Linked DNA regions of Homo sapiens: region 1 is linked to region 2. Evidence: read pairs that join two places in POLR2A ChIA-PET (ENCODE). Cell type or tissue: Panc1. All regions are shown on one strand.

What was found. ChIA-PET counts read pairs that join two places held together with the same protein. Peaks named below come from ENCODE experiments on the same cell type or tissue, not always from the same donor. Only the 100,000 strongest peaks of a DNase experiment are listed, where the experiment ranks them.
Region 1: POLR2A ChIA-PET joins it to region 2 with 10 read pairs; 1 of 35 experiments calls an interaction of 5 or more read pairs at or near these places.

Annotation. Positions count from the first base shown.
Region 1 is chr6:140,374,145-140,379,144 of GRCh38, reverse strand. No RefSeq gene overlaps it. Among named protein-coding and RNA genes, the nearest start is that of MIR3668, 170 kb to the right of the region's middle. RefSeq lists an enhancer at 4,082-4,923. In Panc1, no CTCF peak of the experiment used is centred here; no DNase peak of the experiment used is centred here; H3K27ac peaks cover 206 bases.
Region 2 is chr6:139,626,561-139,631,560 of GRCh38, reverse strand. No RefSeq gene overlaps it. Among named protein-coding and RNA genes, the nearest start is that of FILNC1, 140 kb to the left of the region's middle. In Panc1, no CTCF peak of the experiment used is centred here; no DNase peak of the experiment used is centred here; H3K27ac peaks cover 2,118 bases.

The sequences.
Region 1 (5,000 bases), 750 kb before region 2:
GGTAGAAAACTTCTGAAGATGTCATGTAGAAGCTGATGTTACAGTAGGGATCAGAAGGAAAAAAAAAAGAATAAGAATGTTTAAGCAAAGCAGGGCAGGAAAGAAAAATCCAGGCCAAGGAAATAGCATGTGTCTGGATAAGGGGGTTTTAAGAGTTTATATAGGAATTTGATCTCTGGGTATATCAGGCAGGAGGGGAGGTATTCCAAAATCGAATAGATGAATGCCAAATTATAATTCCCACCCTAAGAAGACAAAAACTTCACCACAAGATTATTTGTAATAGATTTCCTTGGCTGATTTTGATCAGTCAATAAGAAAACATGAATGAAGTAACAGAGGGGGTGTTGCTGGTTTTATGACTAGAAGCATTGATCTTTTTATTAATTCAAACAAACTATGCTTGACTCTCCTCTTAAATATTTGCTTCCTGAATACAAATTTTAATTATTTAAAGATAGATAGTTTATTCCAAAGGTATTTTTGTGCATAGCCTTATACTGTCACATTTTTCCCCATGCAACTTTCTCATAAAATTAGAGGCAAACTGCAAAAAAGCAAAGTATCCAAAACAGAAAACAGGAAATTCTTCTTAAGCAAATATATCATTAACTCATTTACCACTGCCTGAGAACACTGAAGCGACCTAGAATATTTTTAAATGAGATAATAAATTTATACAAAGTAAACTAGATTTTAAAGTTATAACTTTGTAACAACTCAAACAAAACATAAATCCTTATGCAGAAAAATCCAGGTTTATCAGGAAATATATTAGGGACTAAAATGTCTTCTAAAATTATACTATAATTTCATGGTTTCTGCATAAAAGTTGAAAAACATACTTTAAAATTATTTATGATTTTTTATATTTTTCCTGTTACTTTATTAAAATAATTGACATTTATATAGTAGTGTTTACAGTCTACCATGTGATTTATTTACATATATTATAACATTTGATCTTTAAATAAAACTGATTTTTATAATAACATTGAGATATTTATCATCATCTCTATTTTACAAATAATGAAACTAAGACTAAACAGGTTAAGGATTTATTCAGATTTATACCATAGCATAATAAATACAAATTTGGGAAGCAGTCTTAACATCTGCTTTTTTATATAGAAAAAAATTGTAAGACATTTTATGGGAAGTACATACAACTTAGATAAAGGTTATGTATTTTCAACTAATAAAGAAAATCCAGAAGATTATGTCCGGGAAGCAGATTTTTAAAATTTTACACCAAAAGTTACATTAAATAAAGTCAACAGACAACAGCTGAATTTGAAAAACACATTTATGATACATTTTATAGACTGTGAATTTAGATCTATAAGACAAATATAAACTAACAATGAAAAATCTAATACCTACTTTATTTATATCCATTTAACTAGCAAAAATTTAGAAAGAAGTACAAACATACTTATTGTTGGTTGGGATGTGAAGATGTATTGGTAAGTGATATGTTTAAGACTGTACCAGAATCCATTAAAATTAATTATTCCATATGCTTTCAACAGAGCAATTGTGCAACTGTGGGTACATCTCGTAATAATAAAACCAAGTATGTAAAATTGTGTATACCAAAGATGTGTATCACAATATAATTTATAATAAATAAGGGGCAAATAAATGTTTTCACTCACTTTGAGGAATCACTAATATGATCACTAGATATGTTTAGAAACATATCTAAACATAATATTATACAGACATGAAAATATATTAATTGGAACATATTAGATTCAATATATCAGCATTTCAATATGATATTGTTGAGTAAGGAAGCCAAGATGTAGAAAAGTAGGATAATATTTCTTAAAATAATATCTTATTTTTAGCATTAAAAGAAGAAAAATATGTATTCGTGTATGTGAAAAGTATATTATACATATGTCTATCTGTATATGACTATATGAAAATTGAGGATCATAAGAACACATATTAATGAGAATTATGATGTGGATTATTAGAGGGAAGGGAGTGATTTAGGTTGAAAGAAACAGTGGTCGTGTTCAGATAACATAAGAAAATGTAAAACAATCTGCTTTTTAAAAATATAAATTTTTAAGAATTAACAAATATGTAATACGATAATAATTGCTACTGTCACTGTTATTTTAACAATAGTTTATCATCTAATATTTCGTGTATAATAAAAAAAGCAAATTTGATTATGCTCAGTATGAAGATTTAATGTCAATGCTTTGCTGGACTTCTTGATAGGAATTGTAGAAATATATAAAAAAGCGGTGAAAATATAGTTCAAAAAATTTTAGGATACTTATATCATTGGACACTAGTTTTGTCAGTTAATTACTTTGATCAAATAATATGACATTGAATAATTTTACCTATCCCAAAATTAATACCCCTTTCCAGGTCCCTATATAAGTTGTACAAAGTCATTGTTTCTTTTATCTTATTTTTATGAAATTTTACTATCTTTGCTTTGGCTTTATAAGCCAAAGAAGGAAGGAAGGAAGGGAGGAAGGGAGGGAGGGAGGGAGGGAGGGGGAGAAAGAGAAAGGAAGGGAGGAAGAGAGGGCTAGAGGGAGGGAGGGAGGAAACAAGGGAGAGAAGAAGGAAAGAAGGAAGGAAGGAAGGGAGGGAAGGAGAAAGGGGGGGGAGAAAGAAAGAGAAAGGAAGGGAGGAAGAGAGGGCTAGAGGGAGGGAGGGAGGGAGGAAACAAGGGAGAGAAGAAGGAAGGAAGGAAGGAAAAGGAAAATGGTTTGGTTTGGTTTGGTTTGGTTTGGGAGGGAGGTTTGTTAGGGTTTGTGCCATCTAGGTCTGATAGTAATACATTCATGCCTTTAAACTTTGGTAAAATAATACAAAAAATCCATAAGAATTTTGAAAGAGTAAATTTTAAAAGCTCTTACTAAAGAAATGGGTCCTAAGAAATGCACATATGACTAAAAACATATATGTCTTTTAAAATGTCTAAATTAAAAGAGATTAGAGTTTATCTCCAGAATAATAAATAATGCCACTTTCACTCGCTTTTTATATGTTTACTTCAGTGTAATACCATGGAGATGGAATTTACAAGGACCTATACAAATTTCATCATACCATAGCCTATGATGTTAGCAACTCAGATTATCAGCTATTAAGATATTATGAGTCTTCATCCTGTTCTTATTTTCATTTTTATAGAATGGATATTATAGATGATATGTAAATGAAAAAGAAGAAAATGATGGACAAAGAAGAGATAAAGAGTAGATCTACATTTACATTTCACAAGAGCTACAATGATGCCTATTTCATTGTTTTCTTTAATGATTTAAAAGCTAGAATTATGCATTCAAGGCAAAGTCATAGAGCAGTGGACATCTGCTATGAATCTATACATATTATTATTTAAATTTGTGTATTCTAATATTGTTGTTTTAACAGTAACATAAAAGTTACTCTTTCATTGAGATAGAAATATATAAAAGGCAGACTTATGAATATTACCTGCAGCATTTCAAGTTGAAAAAAATTGAGAATAATTTTTATAAATGTCAGTATTTTAAAAATTAAATAACCTATATCTATTTCATTTTCTTTGGTCAATAATGGTGTAGAATAATTTTATTTTTTTCAGTTTCTTGTTTTTCTACATTTATTTTAGGTTCAAAGGACACGTGTACAGGTTTTTTGCGTGGGTAAATTGCGTGTTGTTGGGGCTTGGTTGCAAATGATCCTGTTACCAAGGTAGTGAGCACAGTACCTGGATAGGTACACTTCCAACCCAGGTAGTGAGCAAGTACCTGGACAGGTATCCTTCCAACCCAGGTAGTGAGCACAGTACCTGGATAGGTATCCTTCCAACCCACACCCCTTTCCCAAATCCCCTCCCCACCACATCTGTCAAGAAATACTTTGTTGACTGTCGCACAACCTCTGCTAGCTCCCTACCAAAAATAAAAAAGATCTAGAGAGAGCAAGAGGCAGAGCTGTGCTATTAGCTGTACTATGTAACTTTTTTTCTAAGTTTTGCGTTCAGAGGGGCGTTGAATAGATAAATACTATCTCCACATGTGTGAGAACTTTCATGTGAAAAGACACACCATTTCCCCACATTTTCAATACTAGCTCCCCCTGACTTCCAGGAATTAAAAGGCAATTCTATGATGAATCAGGCCATGTTTTCTTTTCTGTACTATCCTGTCTGCACATTTATGTACTTATTCTACACAACTCAATCACAAAATCAGGCCCTTCACAAATGAAGCCGAAATGTATATTGAAGAATTTAATGCTATATTTTTACAGGTAGAAAAAAATTCTTGCTCTCCCTCTCCCTCTCCCCACGGTCTCCCTCTCCTTCTCCCTCTCCCTCTCCCCACGGTCTCCCTCTCCCTCTCCCTCTCCCCACGGTCTCCCTCTCCCTCTCCCCACGGTCTCCCTCTCCCTCTCCCCACGGTCTCCCTCTCCCTCTCCCCACGGTCTCCCTCTCCCCACGGTCTCCCTCTCCCTCTCTCTCCACGGTCTCCCTCTGATGCCGAGCCGAAGCTGGACTGTACTGCCACCATCTCAGCTCACTGCAACCTCCCTGCCTGATTCTCCTGCCTCAGCCTGCCGAGTGCCTGGGATTGCAGGCGCGCGCCGCCACGCCTGACTGGTTTTCATATTTTTTTGGTGGAGACGGGGTTTTGCTGTGTTGGCTGGGCTGGTCTCCAGCTCCTAACCGCGAGTGATCTGCCAGCCTCGGCCTCCAGAGGTGCCGGGATTGCAGACGGAGTCTCATTCACTCAGTGCTCAATGTTGCCCAGGCTGGAGTACAGTGGCGTGATCATGGCTCGCTACAACCTCCACCTCCTAGCCGCCTGCCTTGAACTCCCAAAGTGCCGAGATTGCAGCCTCTGCCCAGCCGCCACCCCGTCTGGGAACTGAGGAGCGTCTCTGCCTGGCTGCCCATCGTCTGGGATGTGAGGAGCCCCTCTGCCCAGCCGCCCAGTCTGGGAAGAGGAGCACCTCTTCCCGGCCGCCATCCC
Region 2 (5,000 bases):
CCCACTTTCACCACTGTTATTCAACATAGTACTGGAAATCCTAGCTAGAGCAATCAGGCACAAAAAATAAATAAAGGGCATCCAAACTGGAAAGGAAAAATTCAAATTATCCTTGTTTGCAGATGATATAATCTTATGCTTGGGAAAAACCTAAAAATTCTACCAAAAAACTATTAGAACTGATAAACAAATTCAGTAAAATTGCAGGATACAAAATCAACATACAAAAATCAGTAGCATTTCTATATGCCAAGAGAAAATAAACTTAAAAAGAAATCAAGAAAGGAATCCCATTTACAATAGGTACAAATAAAATAAAATAAAATGCCAAAGAAGTGAAAGATCTCTACAATGAAAGCTATAAAACATTGATGCAAAAAAAGAAGACACACAAAAAAAGGAAAGATATTCTATGTTCATGGATTGGAAGAATCAATATTGTTTAAATGTCCATACTACACAAAGTAATTTATACATTTAATGCAATCCCTATGAAAATACCAATGACATTCTTCACATAAATAGAAAAAGCAGTCCTAATATTTATACATAACCACAAAAGATCCAGAATAGCCAAAGCTATCCTAAGCAAACAGAAAAAAACTGGAGGAATCACATTACCTGACTTCAAATTATACTACAGAGCTATAGTAACCAAAACAGTACAGTGCTTGCATAAAAACAAGACACACGGATTAGTGGAACAGAATAGAGAACCCAGAAATATATTCATACATCTACAGTGAACTCCTTTTTTTTTTTTTTTTTGAGACGGAGTTTTGCTCCTGTTGCCCGAGCTGGAGTGCACTGGCGCGATCTTGGCTCACTGTAACCTCTTGTCTCCCGGGTTCAAGCGATTCTCCTGCTTCAGCCTCCCAAGTAGCTGGGATTACAGGAACCCACCACCATGCCCAGCTAATTTTTGTATTTTCAGAAGAGATGGAGTTTCACCATGTTGGCCAGGCTGGTCTCAAGCTCCTGACCTCGTGATCCGCCTGCCTCGGCCTTCCAAAGTGCGGGGATTACAGGCGTGAGCCACCGCGCCCGGCCCAGTGAACTCATATTTGACAAAGGTACTAAGAACACACATTGGGAAAGGACAGTCTTCAATAAATGATGCTGGAAATTAGATATCTATATGCAGAAGAATGAAACTATTTCCCTACCTCTCTCCATATACAAAAATCAAATCAGAGTGGATTAAAGACTTAAATGTAAGACCTAAAACTATGAAACTACTACAAGAAAACATTGGGGAAAACGTCTAAGACATTAGATTTGGCAAAGATTTCTTGAGCAATACTCCATAAGCACAAGCAACCAAAGCAAAAATGGACAAATGGGATCACATCACATTAAAAAGCTTCTGCACAACAAAGTATACAATCAACAAAGTGAAGAGACAAACCCCAGAATGGGAGAAAATATTTTAAAATCACCCATCTGACAAGGAATTAATAACCAGAATATATAAAGAGCTCAAACAACTGTGTAGGAAAAAAATCTAATGATCCAATTAAAAATGGGCAAAAGATCTGAATAGTCATTGCTCAAAAGAACACATACAAATGGTAAACAAGTATATGAAAAGGGGCTCGACATCATTGATCATCAGAGAAATGCAAATCAAAACTACAATGAGATATCTCGCCCGAGTTAAAATGGCTTTTATCAAAAACACAGGCAATAATGAATGCTGGCTACGTTGTGGAGAAAAGGGAAACCTCATATACTGTTCATGGGAGTGTAAAATAGTACAACCACAATAGAGAACAACTCAGAGGCTCCTCAAAAAACTAAAAATAGAGCTATCTTATGATCCAGCAATCCCACTCCTCAGTATATACCCAAAAGAAAAGAAATCAGCGTATTAAAGAGATATATGCACTCCCATGTTTTTGCAACACTGTTCACATTAGTCAAGATTTGGAAACAACCTAAGTGTCCATCAACAGATGAATGGATAAATAAAATGTGGTACATATTCACAATAGAACACTACTCCAGCTGTAAAAGAATGAGATCCTGTCATTTGCAACAACACAGATGGAACTGGAGGTCATTATGTTAAGTGAAATAAGCCAAACGCAGAAAGACAGACTTCACATGTTCTCACTTATTTGTGTGAGCTAAAAATTTAAATAATTTAACTCATGGAGATAGAAAGTAGAAGGTTGCTTACTAGAGGCTGGGGAGGGTGGGGAGGAACTAGGGAGAGTTCACGGGTACAAAAATATAGTTATATAGAATGAATAAGACGTAGTATTTCCTTGCACAACAGGGTGACTATAGTCAAAAATAATTTAATTGTACATTTTTTAATAACTGAAAGAGTGTAATTGGATTGTTTGTAACACGAAGAGTAAATGCTTGAGGGAATGGATATACCATTCACCCTTATTTGGTTATTACTCATTGCATGCCTGTATCAAAATATCTCATGTAACCCATAAATACATACACCTCCTGTGCACCACCAAAAATTAAAAATAAAAATAATAAAGAAAAAAGAACTCAGCTCAACTAATACTTGAATGTGAGACCCTGAGCAGAGAACAAGGTTGAACCATGCCCAAACCTCTGAATTACAGAACTATAAGCTAATACATTTGTGTTGTTTTAAACCACTAAAGTTGTGGTAATTTGTAACAACAATAGAAAAGTAATATTAGTGCTTTATCCGAGTACTTGATGGTAAGCTATCTGAAAACCAAAGTTGTGTCTACTTCTGTATAATCTTTAGGTAACTTTGGAAATGAATGTTCCAGGTTGACCTCTCCAGTGAAAATACTTCCTGTGTTTCCTGAATTTCCCATTATACATAAAAGATATTAAATGAGTCCCGCTACTCATTACTTTTAGGACTGTGCTCTTTCTGGTTTCAGAGAGAGACACAGGTCAACATTTTCTAGAATAAAAGAGAAGAGGTCATTAGTGCAACCAAGTACCACATAAAAAAGAGGTAAAGTGCAAGGAATTGGAAGGTTTTGTGACGCTTTTATTTCTTCCCAATGATTGTTTTATTTGTTCATTCTGCCAGTTGTGACATTATATAGGAAGAACATCTAACAGAGTTTTCAAAGGCTTCAGAATTAATTGGATGTAAGAGTCAGCCAAGTGGAAGTCAGCCAGCATCAAAAAGGGGAAGAGCATTGCAAACTAAAGGAATATTTTGTGAACTATCTAGGGAAAGAAGAGAGCAGGCTTTTTGTCCAGTGTTTCTGTATAACTCAAGCAACTCCAGCATAGGAGGAGAGGGGGCAAGTCCTAGGACATGAGAAATACATAGGATCCAGGAGACTTTGATTTTTCCTCTGGTTCTAAGACTACCTTTTACTGTGGGGAGCCCAGAGGGCTGTCATCCAAAGACCAATGGGGTATGTATTCTGGTACCAGATAAGAGCTAATAAGCTTGAGTTCCTTATGAATGGGTGGTTAGTGCAGAAGATTTCTTGGGCTTTTGATGGCTTGAGGAAAATGCCTTAGTTGGGTTCAAACAGCATTGAGCGAAACCACCAAAAACCACTCCCAAATGAAGCCCTTTCATGACTGCCTTCTGATCTTGGCACAATTTACAGGGAATAAATGGATTTGGGTTCCCAAGATCTTCCCAAAGTGCAAGAGTAGGAATAAGTTCCAAGGTTCCCCAACCCTAGAAGAACAGGAACACGGAATAGAAGAGCCTTCTTTGTGTCCACTTCAATTACCCATTCATCCTATTGGATGAGGATATCAGGAGACTGTCTATAGATAGAAGACAAGTTAAAGTATGCTCACTCCCCCCATATAAATTCTTCTATTAGCCTGCCATGAATTTACCCAGCTGTGTGTAGTGGTCTCGGCATTTCCATTTTTCCTAAGGAAAATCTACAGTTTCACCAAAGAATAATTCTTATTTCTATGTTTACAGCAAGAGATAGCAATCATTCCTTCTTACAACAACTTGATTTTTTTTTTAGGGCAATTTAACTGCTCTTATCCCTCATAGAATAAAGCTGGCTTTTTCTGGGGATTCGATTTCTAAATCATGTTTTGTTCCTTGCCATGGTTATTGTGGAACAGGGCTGGGAAGGAGGGAGTTAAGGTGATTCGGGCAAAAACAAGGCAGAGGGTGGAAGAAAAAGAGGCTTTCTCTCCAGAGAGGTCTTTGACATGGAAATATGCCTCCTGAAGAGAATGGAAGGGGAGGAATCCTGCTGGTACAGGAGTTGAGGAAGGTGAGACCAAAAAACAAATGCCACATACCTCCTGAAAAACAAACAGTAAGGATGAAAGAATCAACTGTTGTGCTCATCAGCACCCCCTCAAAGGAGAGAGGAGGTGACAGGGCATGTGCTCTGCACCAAGTCCTTCAGAAAAGAGATTTGAGGCTACACTCTCAAATGACAGTCTCTCATACACAATTAGCACAGTGTAAAGCTTAGGTAAGTTGGATGTCTTACTTTTCACATTCAGCATGTGAATAAAAGGGGCCCTGAGAGGGGAAAAATAGACTTCTGTTATTTTATCAATGGTTAATCAGTGAAATTCTAGAGAGAGTTTCCCACACTTCGTTCCACCCCAGTTAGGATTTTCTTGCTTTGACCAGCACCTTGTCTCTCTCGTTCAAATTACACTGTGCCCTGCTGTTTCTTTGCTTCTTCAGAAGGCACCCAAATGTCAGTTGATGAACAAACACAGTCACCAGCCTGAGGTTTCCTCATCTCCTCTTGTGTAACTGTTAACTGCTACTTTTGTTGTCAGTTTTAAAGTCAGCTTTATAAAGAGAAAGCTATCAGGGCAAGTGCACAGGTCACTGGTCATAGAAAGGCAAGGAGAGGGAGAGCTTGGAACCTGACCCAACACGGTGGCACTATTGATTGAAAGTGTGTAGGATAGAACAGGATACATACTGAGGACAGATTCTTCCAGCACCCCCACCCTCCACCCAACACTTTCAGGAAAGGGGATATTTCGCCAAGTGTTGGGAGTTCAGCCCATCTTTCTTTTCTTGCCAAAGG